Linked DNA regions of Homo sapiens: region 2 is linked to region 1. Evidence: chromatin contacts called from ENCODE Hi-C or POLR2A ChIA-PET data. All regions are on one chromosome and are shown on one strand. Each heading gives the region's core, a stretch centred on a gene start or an enhancer-like site at or near the end of the contact. The rest is flanking DNA. Distances are from core to core; before and after follow the strand shown. Region 1 holds the start of FIP1L1 (factor interacting with PAPOLA and CPSF1). Region 2 overlaps LNX1 (ligand of numb-protein X 1).

Evidence for each region. Hi-C counts contacts between places; a loop is a spot of excess contacts on that map. ChIA-PET counts read pairs that join two places held with the same protein, here RNA polymerase II (POLR2A). Pooled maps may share reads with other maps.
Region 2: a map of mammary epithelial cell shows a loop between it and region 1 (5-fold over the local background). The contact joins the enhancer-like site here to the promoter of FIP1L1 in region 1. A Hi-C loop is called at or near these places in 3 of 168 maps with a recorded cell type or tissue (Caco-2, chondrocyte and mammary epithelial cell) and 1 of 50 pooled maps. POLR2A ChIA-PET finds 5 or more read pairs at or near these places in 3 of 52 experiments (Caco-2, MCF 10A and RWPE1).

Annotation. Positions count from the first base shown.
Region 1 is chr4:53,376,198-53,379,162 of GRCh38, reverse strand. FIP1L1 (factor interacting with PAPOLA and CPSF1) reads right to left here and starts at 1,522. Exons shown (of 18, transcript NM_030917.4): 1 at 1,240-1,522; 2 at 46-90. The coding sequence starts at 1,324. LOC105377654 (a long non-coding RNA gene) reads left to right here and starts at 1,423. Exons shown (of 3, transcript XR_007058118.1): 1 at 1,423-1,504. RefSeq lists a silencer at 945-1,034 and enhancers at 707-1,255, 1,195-1,314, 1,365-1,454, 1,256-1,804.
Region 2 is chr4:53,475,116-53,478,080 of GRCh38, reverse strand. It overlaps LNX1 (ligand of numb-protein X 1), which reads left to right. Exons shown (of 11, transcript NM_001126328.3): 9 at 1,100-1,328. Among named protein-coding and RNA genes, the nearest start is that of LNX1-AS1, 23 kb to the left of the region's middle. Within about 2 kb of position 1,465, at least 3 of the 41 ENCODE cell types and tissues checked have a DNase peak (open chromatin) inside an H3K27ac peak, as active enhancers do; they include mammary epithelial cell, where a contact is called at or near this core.

The DNA of each region.
Region 1 (2,965 bases), core at 273-2,772:
AAACTAGTATTATGAAAATCTGAAGTGATCATCACAAGCACTAACCTAGGTCCTTTGCCAAATCACTGTGCACATGCACGTCCCATGGGCCTATAAGCACATCCAAAGTTAGATCACCTTATAATTACTTAACAAGATACTTATTTTATGGAAAAAAAAATCAGACTTTACTGCTATAAAAATAAGCTTAAATTTAAGAGGTAATGAAGATTTCCAGATCTTTGTAAAAGAAATCCTACACATTCACATTTCAAAGAGTAGTAACTAATGCTAAATCTTGCCACCAAACGATTTTTTTTTACAAGTTTATCAAAGTCACATCATCAAGGACCTGCATGGTGCCCAAAGTGCACTTTTACTATTCTATTCTAAAGACAATCAAGAATATATGTTTTAGGCAAGGAACAAACATTAACTTTCAAATCTGGTGTTAACAAGCAAGAAGGGATTGTGACTTAAAGTTAAAAACCAGATGTCAAACAAGTACCCTTCTAGAGAGAAGTACATGATGCATTAAATTTATTTTGAGAAAAACAAATACATGAGATGACACTGAAAACTATAAGCCGAAGGGTCATGAGATACCTCCATGATGTAGGTTAAACGGTAGTCTCTTAAAAAAGAATAACTTCACCTTAATACAGGAGACATTCAGAGTTTTCTTTATGGGCCATCTTTCTCTCTCTCTCTCTTAATTAATTATTTTTAAAGCACGACTTTCAGACAAGGAGGTACCCTTGCAGGTGCATTCCATACAAACTGACCATCAAGAAACAAGACGTTAGTTGTACAGCATTAACTTTATTTAGCTATTATTACAGAATGACTGTTTCTGAAAGAAGGGACAGGAAGGGCACCCTAAGGCCACAGGGCAAAAACAGACACCAAAAACCACCACCTCAGAATCGACAGAAAAAAACAAGGGTAAAGAGCGCAGCAGCTAGGCGATCGAGACGCCTCGGGGAAAGCACAGCGAAGCCGGGGGCCAGGACCGGTCACAGCCCCCCAGCCCGGCCCGGCCGCCACAGGGGTGGATGCGCATGGTGGGCGTGGGCCAGGCGGGAGACCGCCGCGGGGACTGGGGGCACGCGCACGCCGCGCTCGGCCTAAGTCAGGCCGGACAGGACTCCCAACCAGAGGCCCGAAGCGGCGGCGCGAGAGGCCAGGGACGCCGGCCGTTTGAGGGCCAAGAGGGGAGGCCTGAGAGAACCCGAGAGACAGAGACAGGAAGTTTCGTACCGCCATAGAGCCACTCTTCCTCCTCATCCCCTCCGGTCCCGCCGCTCAGCTCCGACACTAGGCGCTCGACCTCGCCGGCCGACATGGCCGCCCCGAGCGCAACTTAAACGCGGCGATCAACAGCCCCCTCCAACCCCTTCCCCAGCCTCGCAGCCCCGAGGCGCGAGAAGGGCGCGAACCCGCCGACGAACGAACGAAGAAAGCTCGAGACTCCAATCCCAGGAAGGCGACGGCAGCGGCGGCAAAGATGAAGCCTCCAGCGCAGGTCCGTCTGCGCATGCGCAGGAGACCCAAGCGGCGCGGCGCGTATAGGTGGCTTCGCTTCCGCGGCGGCCACCTGGGCCTGGTTGCGCCTGCGCGCTGAGGTGGGCCCCGCCCCTCTAGGATCCCGGTTTGCTATTTTGCGTGGCTTCCTCCCGTGGCGTCCTGAGTCGGCCAGGGTTCCCCGCCCCCACCCTTCTTTTTAATAACCCGTATTGCCATTGCTGGCGAGTACACCATTGTTCCCTTCTACTCTTCGTGCTCTTTCTTCTCAACTTTTTATTTGTTTTTTAATCTTCAGAAAGGCCTTCTTTTATTCTTTAATCAGCCTTGATACAGAATCATTACCTGTCACTCCCTTTCCTCACTGAATAGAGAAGAAATCACAATCAGTACTATTTCTCAAAAAATTAATTTTCACAGCCAACAAAAGCAAAACTAATAGATGAAGAATGCACTCTCCTTGTTAAAAACCATAAATTACTGTCAAGGTCAAAGACCGCCTCATTCCCCTACCCTTCTCTCCGGAGGTAGCCCTTGCTACAGATGCATATCCTGTTTGGAGTTCATCATTCCGAAATTTCCTATACACTTACTTCATGTGTTGTGCTGTTTTGGTGGGAGAACCTGAGATTGACAAGTCTTAAATAGTACAGTACAGTATAGTATCATCCTTCGACTTCCTTTTTTTTCTTTTTTTTTAGCATCCGTGTCTTGGAGCTCTTTTTCATTTTAGTATGAATCAAACTATATCTATTTTAAGTGCTTCATAAAATTGCATAGTATGGCTATCACAGAGTGAATATGGCTATTTCTCCATTGATGTACACCCAGATTGCTTTTGACTTTACACTTTTAACTACAACAAAAAATGACAATGAAGATCCACACGGCTCCTTGCAGATTTGTCTGTTTCTCAAAGATAGATCATAAAGTATGTACAGTTTTTATTTTAATAGGTAAACCAAATGTTCAGGCCGCTTCTGAAAGCACATCTTCCAGTGAAAAGATGACATACCATGGTTCAAACTGGAGCTCTAGGTTTGTCTAGGTTTTTTGTTTGTTTGTTTATTTATTTGAGGCGGAGTCTCACTCTGTTGCCCAGCTGGAGTACAGTGGTGCGATCTCTGCTCACTGCAACCTCCACCTCCTGGGCTCAAGCGATTCTTCTGCCTCAGCCTCCCAAGTAGCTGGGATTACAGGCACGCACCACCATGCCCAGCCAATTTTTGTATTTATAGTAGAGAGGGGGTTTCACCATTTTGGCCAGGCTGGTTTTGAACTCCTGACCTCAGGTGATCTGCCCACCTTGGTGTCCCAAAGTGCTGGGCTTACAGGCATGAGCCACCACGCCCGGCCTGTTTTTTTGTTTTGTTTTGTTTTGTTTTGTTTTGTTTTGTTTTGTTTAAAAAACAGTCTTACTCTGTAACCCAGGCTGAAATGCAGTGGCAGGGTCACTGTTCAC
Region 2 (2,965 bases), core at 216-2,715, 99 kb before region 1:
AGCTCATGTATTCTGGGCTACTTTGAGTAAATAAAGGAAGATGATATCAAATTTGCCTCTACAAATATGTATCCTTAATAATATTGTCAATTCATTCAAGAGGGTAGGTAGCTCAGATGGGTGAGGAATTATGCCATTTAAAAGTCCAGGTTCAAGAGATAAACTGTGAAGTTTCCCAAGTACAGCTGCTGAGCCTGAGGAGCCACAGGGGGATGGTATCTTAAGAGATTTAGTCAGCTGTCTGAAAGATGCTTCTTTCGGGTCAGAAAGGACTCAAGGCCTTTCTCTTTTTTCTCCTCCTGTCTTTTTGCTCTTGCTGTGGTTATTCTGTATAAGAAAGTTAAGCAAAAGGGGACAGAAAAAAACAGGATGAAGATAAAAAAATAGAAAATGGAAATAGGGGAGATGTATATTTTAATTTCTCTTTTCTGCAAAACATCTGGGTGGAAAATGATGAGGCCAAACAAAGTGGCTTGTTAACAAATGACTTGTTAACAGAACATAAGCTAGAGGATTATATGATCTATATGGAAATGATCCTGCACATAGTAGGCGCTTAACCAATAGTAGCTATTTTCACCTTAGCAATGAAAATGTTTTTCTTTCTGCTTCTTTAAGAGTGCAGCTCCAAGACTCCTCTGCCAGACACTCTCATGGGTAGTTTCTTTTCATTCAATCCATATTTACTGGAGGCCTACTACATGCCTGGCTCCGTGCAAATGCTGGAGCTTTTGCCAAATCCTCCTACTTTATGCTAAAAACAAGAAACAAAAGAGTGAAAAAGTAGGTTTTCTTTGATTAAATAGTGAACAAGACTAATTTTCCTCTCTCACTCCCTTCCTTCCTTCCTTCAGCGGTATTCTTGTGTAAAACACCGATAGCTGTGCTTTAGAAAACCCCAAACAAGTCTTAACAGCACCTTGGAATGCACACACTGTTTACCATTTGCTATGTGAGCACCCAGCCTCCCGTCAACAAAGAAAACCTTTGCCCTCTCTGCATCCCTGCAATCCCAGTCAGCCCCTATCCCCTTGCACTTTAAGCAGAAGTCCCTGTTTGTGCTCTCACTAAAGATAGCTTCTGCTTCTCTGGCCATCAGGTGACATTTTGTTGAATGTGGATGGGGTCGAACTGACAGAGGTCAGCCGGAGTGAGGCAGTGGCATTATTGAAAAGAACATCATCCTCGATAGTACTCAAAGCTTTGGAAGTCAAAGAGTATGAGCCCCAGGAAGACTGCAGCAGCCCAGCAGCCCTGGACTCCAACCACAACATGGCCCCACCCAGTGACTGGTCCCCATCCTGGGTCATGTGGCTGGAATTACCACGGTAAGTCCAAACACAACATCCCTGTAGGGGCGTGGGAGAAAACGATTACATTTCTTAAACCACTCTTTCACTCTCTAGGGCTGATTCATGGCACTAGCATCTTAATTAGACCCAGTCTTGGTTGTGGGACTGTGAAATAATTCTCTCTTCCCATTTGTAACTGAAAATGCATGCGGACATTCTAGGGCAAAGACAAAAGCCTGGATGTGGAAATACTGTTTGGCGTTCAGGTTGAGGAGCTCACAGGACTGCCATGTACAGCTGTGTAGGTTGTTCATGCAGCAGAGAGCTCCACAGACAGGCAGAGGGGGCAGAGACCCAGCCTGTGTTTACACCCCTTGGAGCTGAGTTGCACTGCCTAGGAGAAGGTTCACCTTCGCCTAATCTGCTAGTGGCAGCCCTGGGATCTTGCAGGGAGGCTGACTGCCTTCTGTGGCTTTATTTTATTTTATTTTTATATAGAGTCTTGCTCTGTCACCCAGGCTAGAGTGCAGTGGTGCAATCTCGGCTCACTGCAACCTTGGCCTCCTGGGTTCAAATGATTCTCCTACCTCAGCCTCCCCAAGTAGCTGGGATTACAGGCACACACCACCACGCCCAGCTCATTTTTGTATTTCTAGTAGAGACGGGGATTCACCATGTTGCCCAGGCTGGTCTCAAACTCCTGACTTCAATCAATCTGCCTGCCTCGGCCTGGCAAAGTGCTGGGATTACAGGTGTGAGCCACCATGTCCAGCCAGTTTTATCTTTTGAGTGGCCTTGGCTGCACATAAAACAATGCCCCAGAGCACTTCGCCTTTGCTAAGATGTTTAAGCACCTTTTGTTTGGAGACATTTCTTAGATCATCTCTCCTTAGGGCCTGCTCCTGAGGAGTTCTTGTGTAAAACTTCAGGAAGTAGCTGGGTTGTCATTTTAGTGACATTTTAGAGCCTTACAGTGACGTAATTACTTGTCTCACTTAATTACTTCAGGGAAGAATTTGGGGTCAGCCCTACAAAATGGCCAGTACAGAACTATTCAAAGAACAGACAAGTTGGTGTTTGCTCACCTGCATGAGAGCATAAACTGTTGGCCTTCAGATGATTATCTTGCTGTTCCAATGTGTGAATAATGCTAAATATTAGCATCACTGAAGATATACTAGCATAGGACTAAATATGGAAAAATGAAAGTGAGACGTTTAGTTTTAGTACGTTTTTCTTGAGGGTGGAGATAAGTCTCTCTCTCTTTTTACATTTCAAATGAGTTTTTTAAGAAAAACAAAACCCTGCCTCAAATACAAAATTAACTAGATTCCTTTTTGAGCCTTCACTAGTTGATAAATTATTTTCTAAATCAGTACATTTTCAAAAGTCCTTAAACAGTTAAAATCTGAGCGTTGAGTCAGTTTAAAACCCTTTAGACATTTTAGAACTGAGCCTGAGTGAAAGTAGAGAGTATGACTTTAAAGTTTTATTTTTAAAAATCTTTCTGAAACTAGGATCTATTAAAATTATTTTGTTTTTTGTGTTTGAAAGCTATTCTGTCATGTAATCAAAGTCCTTCATTATTCATTTGTGTAAGAGAGGACAATGTGAGGTGCTTTTTGCTCCAAATACAACCAAGCGAATGTCTTTCTTCCCCTCTACCTTTTGTC